Linked DNA regions of Homo sapiens: all the other regions are linked to region 1. A link is a contact called in ENCODE Hi-C or POLR2A ChIA-PET data. All regions are on one chromosome and are shown on one strand. Each heading gives the region's core, a stretch centred on a gene start or an enhancer-like site at or near the end of the contact. The rest is flanking DNA. Distances are from core to core; before and after follow the strand shown. Region 1 holds the start of ZNHIT3 (zinc finger HIT-type containing 3). Region 2 holds the start of CCL3-AS1 (CCL3 antisense RNA 1). Region 3 holds the start of CCL4L2 (C-C motif chemokine ligand 4 like 2).

Region 1 (4,832 bases), core at 1,440-3,939:
ATAGAGGTTCCTAAAAAAAAACTACGAATAGAACTACCATATGATCCAGCAATCCCACTACTGTATATATATCCAAAGGAAATGAAATCAGTCTGCCGAAGAGATACCTGCACTCCTGCGTTTACTGCTAGTCACAACAGCCAAGATAAGGAATGAACCTAAGGATCCACCAACAGATGGATAAAGAAATGCGGTACATATATACACTGGATATTAGCCATAAAAAACCATGAAATCCTGTCACTTGCAGGAACATGGATGAGCCCAAAGAACATAATGTTAAGTGAAACAAGCCAGGCACCATAAGATGTTCTTGTTAACATGTGGATGCTAAGCAAGTTGATTTCACAGAAGTAGAGAGCAGAATAGTGGTAACTGGAGGCTAGGAAGAGTAGAGTGTAGGGGGCTAGGGAGAAGTTGCTTAATGGATACAAAATTACAGCTAGATGGGAGGAATAAGTTCTAGTGTTACACAGTACCTTAGTGTGACCATGTTGGCAGCAATTTATACTTTCAAATAGCTACAAGAGAGGATTGCGAGTGTTCCCAACATGAAGAAATGATTATTTGGGGCGAATATGCTAATTACCCTAATTTGATCCTTAAACATTGTATACAGGTATCGAAGTATCACACTGTAACTCAAATTGTATGCAATTATGTGTCAATTAAAAACAAATATTAAAAAGAAAAATCAACCAATAGGAGGCTTTATATAAATAATGGTCGTACCAACTATATAATGAAATAACATACAGTCCTTTAAGTCAGTGAGCTAGAACTTGTATGCACTAGTCTTTATTTTTAATTTTTTTAATTTTTTTTTAGATGGAGTCTCACTCTGTTGCCCAGGCTGGAGTGCAGTGGTGCAGTCTTGGCTCACTGCAACCTGCGTCTCCATGGTTCAAGCAATTATCCTGCCTCAGCCTCCTAAGTAGCTGGGATTACAGGCGCGCACCTCCACACCCAGCTTATTTTTGTATTTTTAGTAGAGATGTGGTTTCATAATGTTGGCCAGGCTGGTCTCGAACTCCTGACCTCAGGTGATCCACCCACCTTGGCATCCCAAAGTGCTGGGATTACAGGCATGAGCCACTGCGCCCAGCCTGTATGCACTAGGTTTTAAAAAGTGCCCAATATATAAACTCAAATGAGGATGTTGGGTACAGTCTCATTGCTGAGATTCTAAAAGCTAAAAAAAAAAGTTCTATATATTGGTACAAGAGTGGAAATAAGCTGAAAGAATCTACATCAAGCTTTTTTTTTTTTTTTTTTTGAGACAGTCTTGCTGTCTCCCAGGCTGGAGTGCAGTGGTACGATCCTGGCTCACTGCAACCTCCTCCTCCCAGGCTCAAGCGATCTTCCCACCTCTGCTTCCTGAGTAGCTGGGACCACTGGCACAGGCCACCACGCCTGGCTTTGTTTGTTTATAGAGACGGGGTTTCGCTATGTTGCCCAGGCTGGTCTCAAACTCCTGAGCTCAAATGATCCGCCCGCCTCGGCCTCCCAAAGTGCTGGGATTACAGGCGTGACCCACCGCGCCCCACCTACATCAAACTTTTTTTTTTCTTTTTTTTTCCAGACTGAGTCTGGCTCTGTAGCCCAGGCTGGAGTGCAGTGGTGCGATTTCGGCTCACTACAACCTCCGCCTCCCGGGTTCAAGCGATTCTCCTGCCTCAGCCTCCTGAGTAGCTGGGATTACAGGCGCGCACCTCGCCCGCCTAATTTTTGTATTTTTAGTAGAGACGGAGTTTCACCATGTTGGCCAGGCTGGTCTCGAACTCCTGGGCTCAGGTGATCCACCCGCCTTGGCCTCTCAAAGTGCCGGGACCACAGGCGTGAGCCACCGCGCCCGGCCAGGTCACTTCTTTTTAACTGTACAAAAGTGTGTTCACATCATACACAGAACTTACTTGGTTCTTTTTTTCTCTTAACAAATCAAGGACGTCTCCTTGTATTGTACATGGACTTACCTCTTTGTTTCTAACAAGACATTATTTACACGAGTGAAAATACTGTTAAAGTTAGCGCAGTTTCAGCCAAATGGTGAGGGGCTACATCAGAATACTGAGGAAGAAACTGCTAGGGTAGACCTCGGTGGGAAAAGCAATCGGAAACTATTTCTAAGCAAAAAAGAGTAACACGCAGAAGGAGAAGCGGGGTAGAAGAAAGGCTACTGACCAAAACCCTGAGAGCGATTACAGGCAGGGACAACAGAGGGAACTGTCCGACACACAGAGACACCAGGGACCAAGTCAGAGGAAGCAAGGTTCCTGCAGAACCCGCGGAGACCCGAGGCGGGAAAGGAAGCGCAGCCCAAGGGTCCACGCCCCCAAGACGGAGGCTGGACGTGGGGGCTGCCCCGTGCGCAGTGGTACGAGGGCTGGCGGGGACGGGGCTCACCTTTGTGCTTCCGGAAGCAGACTACCGAGCAGCTGTAACAACAGAGGCCACAGGCCGCGTCAGCCCCGAGGGTCCCCGGCCCCTCCAGCAGCCCGCCCGCTCCCGCCCGGCCTCCCGGCCTCCCGCCCTCCCGCCATGGCCGGACACCCGCGCCCCTGGACCCCGCGACCTCCCCGCTCACTAGGGCACGCGGCAGGCTGGACAGCGGTATTTGGGCTTCTCCAAGCAGATCACGCAGACGACGGTGCTACATTTGAGCGACGCCATGGTTTTGTGGAAGGAGACTGTTCACTGCGCCGCCGCGCGCCTCTCACGCAGCCGCGCCCGCGTGCACGCCCCTTTTTCCGTTTCCTAAACGGGGACCAATCAGCGCTCAGCAGGTAGGCAAAAGCAATGGACTGATCCTGCTCACTGTTCCAGCCCTCGTACTTAGAGCGTCGATACACTCGATGCGCATCTATTAGCTGCGTCCCAGGTTTTCCTTGATTAGATCACAGCGTCGAAGAACTTGTTATGTAGCCCAGTCCCTGTCCCTATGCGGCCGTGTGGCTTGGAGCAAGCCATCGACACTGTCCAGGTGTGTTGCCCCGCATGTAAAAAAGAAAACAATACATGGAACTAAACGTCCTTTACTTTCTGGCTGGGACTTCCTGAATCTTGCAGGGACATTGGGGTTCATCCGCCCATCTCATCTGCTTATTCTTGGCAAAGGACAAGTCCAGACATTGGGCGAACCAGAATCGGTTGGATCACGCAGTAGACAGGAACCTGCCCTTCCCAACCTAGACCATTTTTCACTGGGGAAAGAAAGATGAGCCTGAACAGTGGCAAATGTTTGAGCTCCAACTGTGAGCCCTTCCGGGCTGGGGACCCCCCGGGGTCTTCTAATGAAGAAGTCGTCTCTGTCCCCTGGGAACTAAATGCTTAGAGTGAAAGTAGGACGGGGAAACGGGGAGGAAAGAGACTCACTCTTAGAGTCCTGCCGTCGCTACCCTGCACCTGCACGCCCCTGAGACTGAGTGCTTCTTAAATTTTGCACTCTAGGCTCCTCACACCTCCCCCTAGTCCCGGAAGCTAATTGACCAGGAAGCAGGCCAGTGACCACTAGTCCCAAGACGGGGATCCCAGGCAGATGAGTCTGGATAGATGGGCTATGATGGGACTTGAATGCCACCACAAACTTTAGGTTTAGAAAAAGTAATGTTTTTTGTTGTTTGTTTTTTAAGGAAATTTGCTTGCAGCTAGGCATGGCCCAGCCTTACCTTAGCTCCCATCCTACCTGCACTGGGCCCTCCCAGGGCCATAAATCACCCTTACTCCCAAGTGCCTCCTCTTCTGTGTTGGCCGTTCAGCCTTCAGGGTCCCTCTTCAATAAAGGTGTCTGCAGGGATGTATCTGCAACAACCGAGGCAGTGGTTTGAACCTTGGCTCAACCCCCTCCCTGGCTGTGTGACCTGGAGGGGTTGGTTACCCCCTCTGAGCTCCCTCATCTATTAAAGTGGATGTTTGGGCCTACTTTCCTGAGCTGTTGTAAAGCAGAGAGGAGACCATGTGCAAAAGTTTTGTAATCAGAAGTGCTACCTGATATCTAGAAAGAGTCTTAACTCTCATGGATCTCCGTCTGGACCGCATGAACATAGGTCCCAGGCCCCAAGCCATGCTCTCCAAAACAGTTCTGCCGCCTGCTTCTTGAGTGGGAGGTGAGTAATTATCCTTCCTTTGGGCGTGGCGACCCAGTCCAGTCCTCAGTGCTGAAGCTGCTGGGCCCTCTGGCCACCTGCCTGTCCTGCTTGCAGCTGCCCCAGCCTCCAACTTCTGCCCAGGACCCAGCTTAGAATCCAAAACGGGTCCACACAGGCCCAGTAACCCGCAGCGTTCCTCATATTGTTCAACAGTTGTACCACTGATGATTTGAACTTGAAGCATCCCAGAAAGTCCAAGCTTACCTGGGAAGGCCAGAGAAGGCCAGTGACTTGTCCAGGGCCATATTTAAATCCTGTGCCAAGTCGGGCATGGTCGCATCAGCCTGTAGTCCCAGCTACTTAGAAAGTTGAGGCTGGAGGCTCACTTGAGCCCAGGAGTTCAAGGCTGCAGTGAGCTATGATTGTGCCACTGCATTCCAGCCTGGATGACAGAGAGAGAGAGACCCCGTCTTAAAGACGAAAAATTTAGGCCAGGCGCAGTGGCTCACGCCTGTGATCCCAGCACTTTGGGAGGCCAAAGCAGGCAGATCACTTGAGGCCAGGAGTTCAAGACCAGCCTGGCTAACATAGCAAAACCCTGTCTGTACTAAAAATAGAAAAAATTAACTGGGTGTGGTGGTGCACGCCTGTAATCCCAACTACTAGAGAGGCTGAGGCACAAGAATCGCCGGAACTCTAGAGGCAGAGATTGTAGTGAGCCAAGATCATGCCACTGCACTCCAGCCT
Region 2 (4,832 bases), core at 987-3,486, 410 kb after region 1:
TGGGGTAATATAAAGAGAAAATTTTGCTGGTTGTGGTGGTTTGTACCTGTAATCCCAGTGCTTTGGGAGGCCAGGGCCAGAGGAACACTTGAGGCCAGGAGTTGGCGACCAGCCTGGGCAACACAGTGAGATCCTGTCTCTACAAAAAAAAAAAAAATTTAATTAGCAGGCATTGTAGTGTGCAGCTATAGTCCTAGCTACTCAGGAGGCTGAGGCAGGAGGATCGCTTGAGCCCAGAAGTTCTAGTCTGCAGTGAGCTGTGATCACACCACTGTACTCCAGCCTGGGTGACAGAGCAAGACCCTGTCTCTAAAAGAATTTTTTTTAATTTAAATGTTTAAAAGAGAGAGGGGAAAGAATTCTTTTAACTGCCTACAGATGTAGTCCCTGCCCCCACTGCTAGGTTATCCCTGCATCTTTTAAAAAAATATTGAAGTTATGGGCAATGCATGTATATTTCCCTCGGATAGATGGGCATTCCTGAGGGTCCTCTCTCTGCATAGTTTCTTAGGTGAGAGATCCCACCCTTGCCCAACATCTTTCACCTCTCTCTTCTGCTCACACCACTGGCAGCATACCCTGGGCCTTTGCTAGCCTGGAAGACACCATTGAGCATGTTACAAAAAAGCACCATGGAGCACACCTAGCCCTGTGTGAGTGCAAGACCTTACAGGTGATGGGCAGACTGGCTTTCAGCACCCTCTTGCCCACACATCCAGGGGCCTTTGTAGACAGCGGCCCTGAGACCACCCCATCAGCTACTGCTGTTAAGATCCTTGTAAGCTAAGCAGTGGATCTCCTATTGGTAGGATGAGCACTTTAAGACTCAAAGGGGTTACTATTAATAACTATGCTGGCACAACTGGCATAAACTGGGTCATTTCCCAGACAAAATGGGACATGTGATTCCCCCAACCTTTGCGGAGTGTCACTGGGAGGATGGCTCGAGCCCAGCTCCCTTCCACAGGATCACTCGGCCAATGGAAAGCTCATTCCATGTGGTGGGAGAGCAGCCTCCAGCAATCCTTTTCCCTGCTTTGGTTCCTATCTTCTGTTTTCTTCTCCCCTGCTCATTTTGGCTCAGGCAAATCATGAGGTTCACCATGTAAGCTGACATCCAACTGGAAAATGAGTTGCCTTGTTTGCAGGTACTTCCAGTTTGTACAAGTTACCCTCTGGAGACCCCTTCACTGGGCTTCAAGAGCAGTTAGAAGTAAAGACCTCTCCTTCACAAAGGTGGAACCCACTAGGCTGGCCACTTTCTTTCCTTTTCCTATGTCTACAATGCCCTGGAAGGATTGTCTGGCCCCAGTTGTTAGTGACTTAGTTTAGAATATAAAGTCTATAATGAAAACTTAGTCTCAGATTTGGGAACTAGCCATCATTTGTGGGGCAACAGGGTATATCCCGATCAAAATCTTTTTACAAAACCGGTAAAATAATTCAGGAAAGACCAGGCACAGTGGCTCACGCCTGTAATCCCAGCACTTTGGGAGGCCAAGGCGGGCAGATCACCTGAGATCAGGAGTTCGAGACCAGCCTGGCCAACATGGTGAAACCCCATCTCTACTAAAAATACAAAAATTAGCTGGGCGTGGTGGTGCGTGCCTGTAATCCCAGCTACTCAGGAGGCTGAGGCACAAGAATCACTTGAACCCAGGAGGCAGAGGTGGCAGTGAGCTGCGATCATGCCATTGCACTCCAGCCTGGGCGACAAGAACAAAAACTGTCTCAAAAAATAATAATAATAACAATAATAATTATTATTATACAGGAAAATACAGAATGGCAAAGGGGTATATTATTACTGCATTATTAATGTAAAAATTGAGTATAGTGTTGAATAAAGTGAGAAAATCCCTAAGACAACTGGCATATAACAGGAGAGTCTGAATTGAACCCCCAATTTGGGAAGAACATGCTTGATGTGATGTAATCACAGGCAGGGGATTGGTCATCTTCACATATAAAGACAGAATTAATATGAGAAAGTTACATACATTTGGTAGATACTAGTTGGGTTCCAAGGTCTTTCTCTCTTTCTTTCTCTTTTATCCTTACATGATTCTTCGGAAAAGCAACCCCTCTGGTAGTCTGTGTGGTTTTCAGCCCATCAACATTGCTTGTTATAGACATTGATCAGCTGAAACAAATCAGTAAATCCACTTCTCTGGCCACAAAGATGAATTAAGATACAGGTTGGCAAACTTGCTCTGTAAAGGACCAAATGGAAACTACTTCAGGTTTTGTGGGTCATACAGTGTCTTTCACAACTACTCAGCTCTGCTTTGTCGTATGAAAATATGATTCATTCCAGGTAAGGAGTCCTTGCTAGACTGTGGGCTGTAAACAATACAGAAACAAATAAACCCAACTGCATTCCAATAAAACTTTTTTATGGACACTAAAACTCCAATTTCATACAATTTTCATATTTCTCAAAATAATCTTCTTTTGGATGTTTTCAATGACTTAAAATGTAAAAACATCTTAGCTCGCAGGCCATACAAAAACAGGTAGTAGGTCAAATTGGGCCCAATGGCCATAGTTTGCTGGCCCCTGGGTTAAGAGATGGGCTCTTAATCCAAGCCAGCCAGACCAATAAAAGTGGAACTCAGGCTCTTGGCTCAAAATACGAGGATACAGACATTGTCTTCCCAATTTGCTCTGGAAGTTTCTGGAAGCTATTCTGCCAATAGAGTAACTAGGATGAATATAGTAACTTCTTTCTAGGATGAAGCTCTCAAATGCAGGGAGATCAGAAATTCAGAAAGACATGTATAGTCCATAGCGAAACAAGGACCACTGAATCAAGTTTTGCCTGAAACTAATTCTATTTCTTGAAGCTTCAGTTATGTGAACTAATAAGTTCCCTTTATCATTTAAGCCAGATTGAGTTATTTTTCTGACACTGTGACTTAAACCATCCCTAACTAACATAGACTGCAATGTTGTAAGTATGGGTCCCCAAACGTGGAACTGGCTGAAGGCAGTAGCTAAGGTCAAAGTCAGTGGGGATACCTCTAGTTACCAAAATTGCCGGTTACCCCCATGGCCTGTTATATATTCTAAGTCCATCTTCGAGCCAAAGTTTTATCAAAAACGAAAATTCAGGGTATTGGAGACTATTTCTTGCATCAGTCTTAGTAAGGCCCACTAAGAAAGAAATTAACTTACTTTGAAACTGATTCTTCTGATAGCAGAGAAGGGGAAAAAAAGTAGTTTTTTAAAGAAATGTACTTTCTGCTTGCTGCCTGAAAACCAAGCTAATTAAGAATCCTGTGATCTGGAGCTTGCAGGACTAGAAGAGCAGAATTTTCCAGTCCAAGCTAATGTTAATATAAGCAAAAATGAGGAGGTGAGAGATTAGGCAGGACAGGAAAGCAGGTCCCGAAGCAGCCAAATCCACCTCCTTCTCAGATCCCACATTGTAAATATTTATCTTGATGATAAAATGAATGTATTAGTCAGTTATCCAGAAAAACAGAAACAGTAGGCTATTTCTCTCTATAGATATAGATTGGATACCAATGTTGATATAGATATAAATACCGAGATATTTATTAGGGGAATTGGCTCCCACAATTACGGAAGCCAAGAAGTCCTGCCATCTGCAAGCTGGAGAACCAGGAAAGCCAGTGGTGTGATTTGGTCTGAAGGCCTGAGAACCAGGGCAGCCAAAGTTGTCAGTCCTGGTCCAAGTTCACAGACCTGAGAAGGGGTCAAGAAGGGTAGGTGATGGTACAAGTCCCTGTCTGAGTCTGAAGGCTCAAGAATCGGAAGCGTGGATGTCAGAGGGCAGGAGAAGATGGATGTCCCAGCTCAAACGCAGACAGCAAAGTCACCCTTCCTCAGCCTTTTTGTTCTATTTGGGACCTCAGTGAATTGGATGATGCCTGCCTGCATTGGTGAGGGCAGATCTTCTTTAGTCTTCTGATGCTAATCTCTTCTGGAACACCACACAGACACACTCAGAAATGATGTTTATCAGCTACCTGGGTATCCCTTAGCTTAGTCCAGTTGACGCGTAACATTAACCATCACAATGAACAGCTGTGCTCTTTGTGAAGGTGCAGCTGTATTCATCAGAGGCAGGGAGCTAAAGACGCTGACCTTCGCACTTGTTTCACCAGCAGGGGGCAATGTGGAGTCAATACAATGGGGGAGCCGGTGGGCGGCGGAAGGGATGACCACAGAGCTCCCAGTGCTGTGCTGGAAGAGACGTGTTAAAAACCCAGTTCTAGAAATAACTGTATCTGATAGATTTTCTGCTTATGATTAACCATCCAATGGAATGAACCAAAAATAACTAGATCAGATGCCTTCAAAAATTAGAACGGAGTTGCAGTGCCTCTGAAACCTTAATGCTGGTTAAAAACAGCCTGTGACCCCACACCAACAGTGGTTCTCAAACTTGGCTGTGCATTAACATCCCCTGGGGAGTTTTTAAATTACTGATGCCAGGCCCCCACATCAATCCAATTAAATTCATAACTTTGGAGGTGAGGACCTGGCATTAGAATTTTTAAAAGCTCTCCTAAGTGATTCTAATGTGAATTCAAGGTTGAGAAGCCGTGTTCCACACTTAAGCCAAAGCCCTGTTCTACACTTAAGCCAAAGCCCTGTTCTACACTTAAGCCAAAATCAACAGACATCTCCAACAGGAAACAGACACCTCTATAAGCAGTATTCCTTCTTCAGAGGGTTGCCAGATACAATTTAGGATACCCTGTTAAATTCGAGTTTCAGAAAAAGAACAAATCATTTTTGGTACAAGTAGGTCCCAAATATTGCATGGGATATACTTACACTAAAATAGTATCCATTCTGTA
Region 3 (4,832 bases), core at 1-2,500, 280 kb after region 1:
CTTCCACTCACTGGATTTAGCTGTGGGCCCCAGGGGTTGCCCAGATTAGGAACCAGTGGGCATTGCAATCAGTATGAATAGATTGCCCCATTCCCTGCCAGCCTGGTAGTGACTTTTCCACATGTTTTTCTAGCATGGTTTAAGGAATTGGTCCATATCTCACGGGACCTGTCTGCCTTCCCCTGCTTCCCTGTCCTCTGAATAACTTCCTCCCCAGGAACCCCCTTCTGTCTCGGCTGCCACTCAGCCGCCTTCAGCACTTGAAAAGTGAGTTCATGACCTGTGACCTCACTGCTGTCAGGGAAGGCTTCAGCCCTGAGAGCTGCCTCCCCAACGCTCATCACCCCCTCCCCAAAACAGGCCCCCTTTAAAAATCCAGCCCTCACCCTTGCCTCCCAGGGCAGCCAGGGGTTGATACTCACACCACAGCTGGCTGGGAGCAGAGGCTGCTGGTCTCATAGTAATCTACCACAAAGTTGCGAGGAAGCTTCCTCGCGGTGTAAGAAAAGCAGCAGGCGGTGGGAGGGTCTGAGCCCACTGAAAGGAAAGGCCAGGGTGAGATCAACACTGCCCATGGGAGCTGTTTATTTTGACTTCTAATTTTGCATCTTCATTGAGCATCCCTGTGGAGCTACCAGAACCCCAAATATGGTCCCTTGTATCCATTCCCACCTAACATGAGCAGGAGTCTTATTCTGAATAGTGGATCTTCAGAGAAGAACGAGAAAGAAATCTAGAAGATTGGAACTGGATTCAGTCTCAGAACACATCGCACTCCCTTCATATGACAGATGGGGAAACCAAGGCACAGAGAGGGACAGGGGCTTGCTTGAACAAATAATTAAAGGCAGAGCCAATTCAACAGTCTGACTTCCAGCCCATCGTTTTCCTCTGCTGGTTGCTAATTCTTAAGAAAATAGGAACTTGAATGTTACTGAATATCTACTAGACTCTACATTTAGCAGCAGACTACATGGCAATCTTCCTAGCTGCCTTTTGTCCCATCCCCAGATCCCACTGTTTGCCAGCCATGACTAGAAAAAAGGACTCTGCCTACACCTTGACTCGAAATAGCAGCTGCAAAAGTAGACTTACTTGGTGCTGAGAGTGCTAGAGAGCAGAAGGCAGCTACTAGCACGAGGAGAGACAGGACAGTCACGCAGAGCTTCATGGTATTGGTGGCAAAGAGGTTTTCTCAGAGGTGAGGCTGCAGAACTCAGAAGCTTCAGAACCTAGCTGTGTCCTGTGCTGATACTGAGTTGGGAATCTCTCTTTATAGGGACTCTGAGGCCTAGGACAAATGTGGGGGCACAGGAGAGTGAGTGGAATTTCCATGGTAGAGATGATGTCATGGCTCCTGAAGCTAGCTGAGTGAGGAGTTCCTCTCAGCTTCTCTTCCCCAGGGCGATGTCATCATAGAGGAAAGATGAGGGAGGTGCAGGCGAGAAGAAAAGGGAAGTGGTACAGCCAAAAGCAGTGACCGAGACTGGGGAGAGAGTTGCAAACCCCAGAGGAAAAGATGAAATGTTCACACCTGCTACAAGTGGCTTGTAGACAAGAACTGTGCTGCTCTTGGTGGTTGGCACCCCCAGATGCTGGAGGGTTCATGCCAGTCTTTCCAGGCTGGCCACAGTCCTGGCCCCAAGAACAAAGCGGGAACCAGGACTCCCCCATCCCCTTCCTGTGCCTTCTTCTGCTGAGCTCAGTGCCACTGACTTTTGTGCCCTATATGTTTCCTTGGGCATGAAGAGTCCAGCATTGGATGTGCGGAGGGACCCAGTAGGGTGGCTCAGGAACATTTGTAAGTTCTTATTGGACACTTACCTTGTACCAGGCACTGGGAAAGCTGTGTTACACATATTATATATAATCCTACCATAATCTTGAGCAGGGGTGTCTAATCTCATTTTACAGATAAGGCAATTGGGGATCAGAGAGTGGTCCACTGATGGCGCTCAATGCCACAGAGCTGATGAATGGCACTGCCAAGATTTGAATCAAGATTCGAATCAAGATTCATCTGACTCCAAAGTCCATTTTCTTTCCATGCTGTAGTCTCCAGAATAAACATAGAGTGTGACCACAAAGAGAAACCATTGACTGATAGACTGCTAGGAGCTATTCCACACTCAAAGACCGATTATACTCAGACTTAATTCAGGGAAGGGATAGGGCTAGTCTGTCCTAGGACAAGGAGGGAACGGAGAAGAAATAAAGATTTCAAGATATTTTCTTGGACCAGCAAAAGACCAGGACAAATTAACCAGTAAGAATCAAGTCTGGAAGACCCAGATAGAGAATGTTCTTCTAGTATAAAAACAGAATTGAGCTGGGTACAGGGCCTCACACCTGAAATCCCAGCACTTTGGGAGGTCAAGGCAGGCAGATTGCTTGAGCCCAGAAGTTTGAGACCAGCCTGGGGAACATGGTGAAACACTGTCTCTATAAAAAACACACATACAAAAAAAAAACTTGACTGGGAGTGGTGATACACACCTGTAGTCCCAGCTGCTCAGTAGGCTCAGGTGGGAAGATCACCTGAGCCCAGGAAAGTCCAGGCTGCAGTGAGTGGTGATTGTGCCACTGCACTCCAGCTTGTTTGACAGAATGAGACCCTGTCCCAAAAACAAAGCAAAGCAAAACAAAACAAAGCAAAACAAACCAAAACAAAACAAAACAGAATTATATACCTAGTAATGAGTTTATCTATGTTACAGGCAAAATGTGTAATCTAAGGATGTGGGTGTGTCCCAGCCAGTCCATAGGGAATGCCCATGCTCATGTTAAGCCCTGGCTGGTTTGACAGTTGCTGGGCACCTGTACAGAAGGTGAAGCTTACAAAGGCCCTGCATACAGGAGTGTGCAAGGTTGGACAAATGAAGGGAATGAGGATAATTGGATCAAGACCTCTATCTGCCTTTAGCTCCACTACTCTAACCCACCTGCTCACCTTTAACCCCACATTGTTACCTGCTCTTCTCTGAGAAAGAAAAAAGAAGAGTAAAAAAAGGGAGCCATGACTTCAAACTATACCACAGGGCTGCAGTAACCAAAACAGCATGGCTTTGGTACAAAAACAGACTCATAGACCAATAGAACAAAATAGAGAGCTCAGAAATAATGCTGCATACCTGCAGCCATCCGAACTTTGACAAAGTTAACAAAAACAAGCAACAGGGAAAGGACTTCCCAGTCAATAAATGGTACTGGGATAACTGGCTAGCTGTATGCAAAAGATTGAAACTGGACCCCTTCCTTACACCATCTGTAAAAATCAACTCACAATGGGTTGAAGACTTAAATGTAAAACCTAAAATATAAAACTATAAAAATATGATACCTGTAAGATAACCTAGACAATATGATTCTGGGCATAGGATCTGGCAGATATTTCATGATGAAGATGCCAAAAACAAATCACAACAAAACCAAAAACTGACAAATGGGATCTAATTAAACTAAAGAGCTTCTGCACAGCAAAAGAAATTATCAGCAGAGTAAAGAGATAACCTACAGAATGGGAGAAAATATTTACAAACTATGTATCTCACAAAGGTCTAATATCCAGAATCTATAGGGAATTTAAACACATGTACAAGCAAAAAACAAACAACTCCGTTAAAACGTGGGCATTGAACATAAACAGACACATTTCAAAAGAAGACGTACACGCGGCCAAGAAACATACAAAAAATGCTCAGCACCACTAATCATTAGAGAAATGCAAATTAAAACCACAATGAGATACCATCTCAAACCAGTCAGGATGGCTATTTTTAAAAAGTCAAAAAATAACAGATGTTGGTGAGGCTGTGGAGAAAAGGAACACTTATACACTGCTGGTGGGAATGTAAATTAGTTCAGCCATTGTGGGAAGCAGTTTGGCGATTTCTCAAAGAACTTAAAACAGAATTACCATTCAACCCAGCAATCCCATTATTGGGTATATACCCAAAGGAATATAAATCATTCTACCATAAAGACATGTGCACATGTATGTTCATCGCAACAGTATTCACAATAGCAAAGACATGGAATCAACCTAAATGCCCACTGATGGTAAACTGGATAAAAAAAATTTGGTATATATATATATATATATATAATGGAATACTTCTCAGTCATAAAAAAAAGAACAAGATCATGCCCTTTGCAGCAACATGGATGGAGCTGGAGGCCATTATCTTAAGCGAACTAACACAGGAACAGAAAACCAAATACTGCATGTTCTCACTTATAAGTGGAAGCTAAACATTGAGTACACATGGACACAAAGAAGGGAACAGCAGGCACCAGGGCCTACTTAAGGGTGAAGGGTGGGAGGAGGGTGAGGATAAAAAAAACTACCTATTGGGTACTATGCTTATTACCTGGGTGATGAAATAATCTGTACACCAAACCCCCCGCAACACACAACTTACCTATATAACAAACCTGCACACGTACCCCTGAACCTAAAATACAAGTTAAGAAAAAAAGGGACCCACAGCATCTGGGAGCCACAGGAGAGGTTGGAGCAGCATCCTGGGGTACTTCAGGGTCATTAAATAAAGTACAAGGTCATCCTGCCTCAGCACTCTCCCTCCCTCCCCACCCGCACACACAAGCTGCACTTCTCTCATCTGTTCTCTCCCCCTTTTCTTTGTACAGCTCTTGCTTCAAATGTTCTGATCTTCTCCAAGACCCTCGCCCCCAGCTGTAATGTTCCGTGTTGCCTGATAGCAGATGTGTTAGTACCTCTCCTGGCCTTTCCTAGTTGGTGCAGTTTCATCTTCATGCATCAAGGACCTCACTTTAAGGGAAGCAGTATGTGTTTCATGTTCTCTGGATTC

What was found. Hi-C counts contacts between places; a loop is a spot of excess contacts on that map. ChIA-PET counts read pairs that join two places held with the same protein, here RNA polymerase II (POLR2A). Pooled maps may share reads with other maps.
Region 2: a loop to region 1 is called in a map with no recorded cell type, with 9 times the contacts of the local background. The contact joins the promoter of CCL3-AS1 here to the promoter of ZNHIT3 in region 1. A Hi-C loop is called at or near these places in 5 of 37 single-sample maps with no recorded cell type and 7 of 50 pooled maps. POLR2A ChIA-PET finds 5 or more read pairs at or near these places in 2 of 52 experiments (WTC11 and naive thymus-derived CD4-positive, alpha-beta T cell).
Region 3: a loop to region 1 is called in a map with no recorded cell type, with 6 times the contacts of the local background. The contact joins the promoter of CCL4L2 here to the promoter of ZNHIT3 in region 1. A Hi-C loop is called at or near these places in 3 of 37 single-sample maps with no recorded cell type and 3 of 50 pooled maps. POLR2A ChIA-PET finds 5 or more read pairs at or near these places in 1 of 52 experiments (WTC11).

What each region holds. Positions count from the first base shown.
Region 1 is chr17:36,484,538-36,489,369 of GRCh38, reverse strand. It overlaps ZNHIT3 (zinc finger HIT-type containing 3), which reads right to left and starts at 2,689. Exons shown (of 5, transcript NM_004773.4): 1 at 2,585-2,689; 2 at 2,404-2,435. The coding sequence starts at 2,670. It overlaps LOC105371749 (a long non-coding RNA gene), which reads left to right and starts at 2,691. Exons shown (of 3, transcript XR_934710.4): 1 at 2,691-2,783. RefSeq lists an enhancer at 2,035-2,968.
Region 2 is chr17:36,072,017-36,076,848 of GRCh38, reverse strand. It overlaps CCL3-AS1 (CCL3 antisense RNA 1), which reads right to left and starts at 2,236. Exons shown (of 3, transcript NR_186417.1): 1 at 2,001-2,236; 2 at 47-139. It overlaps CCL18 (C-C motif chemokine ligand 18), which reads right to left. Exons shown (of 3, transcript NM_002988.4): 3 at 4,817-4,832.
Region 3 is chr17:36,207,481-36,212,312 of GRCh38, reverse strand. It overlaps CCL4L2 (C-C motif chemokine ligand 4 like 2), which reads right to left and starts at 1,250. Exons shown (of 3, transcript NM_001291468.2): 1 at 1,096-1,250; 2 at 423-537. The coding sequence starts at 1,171.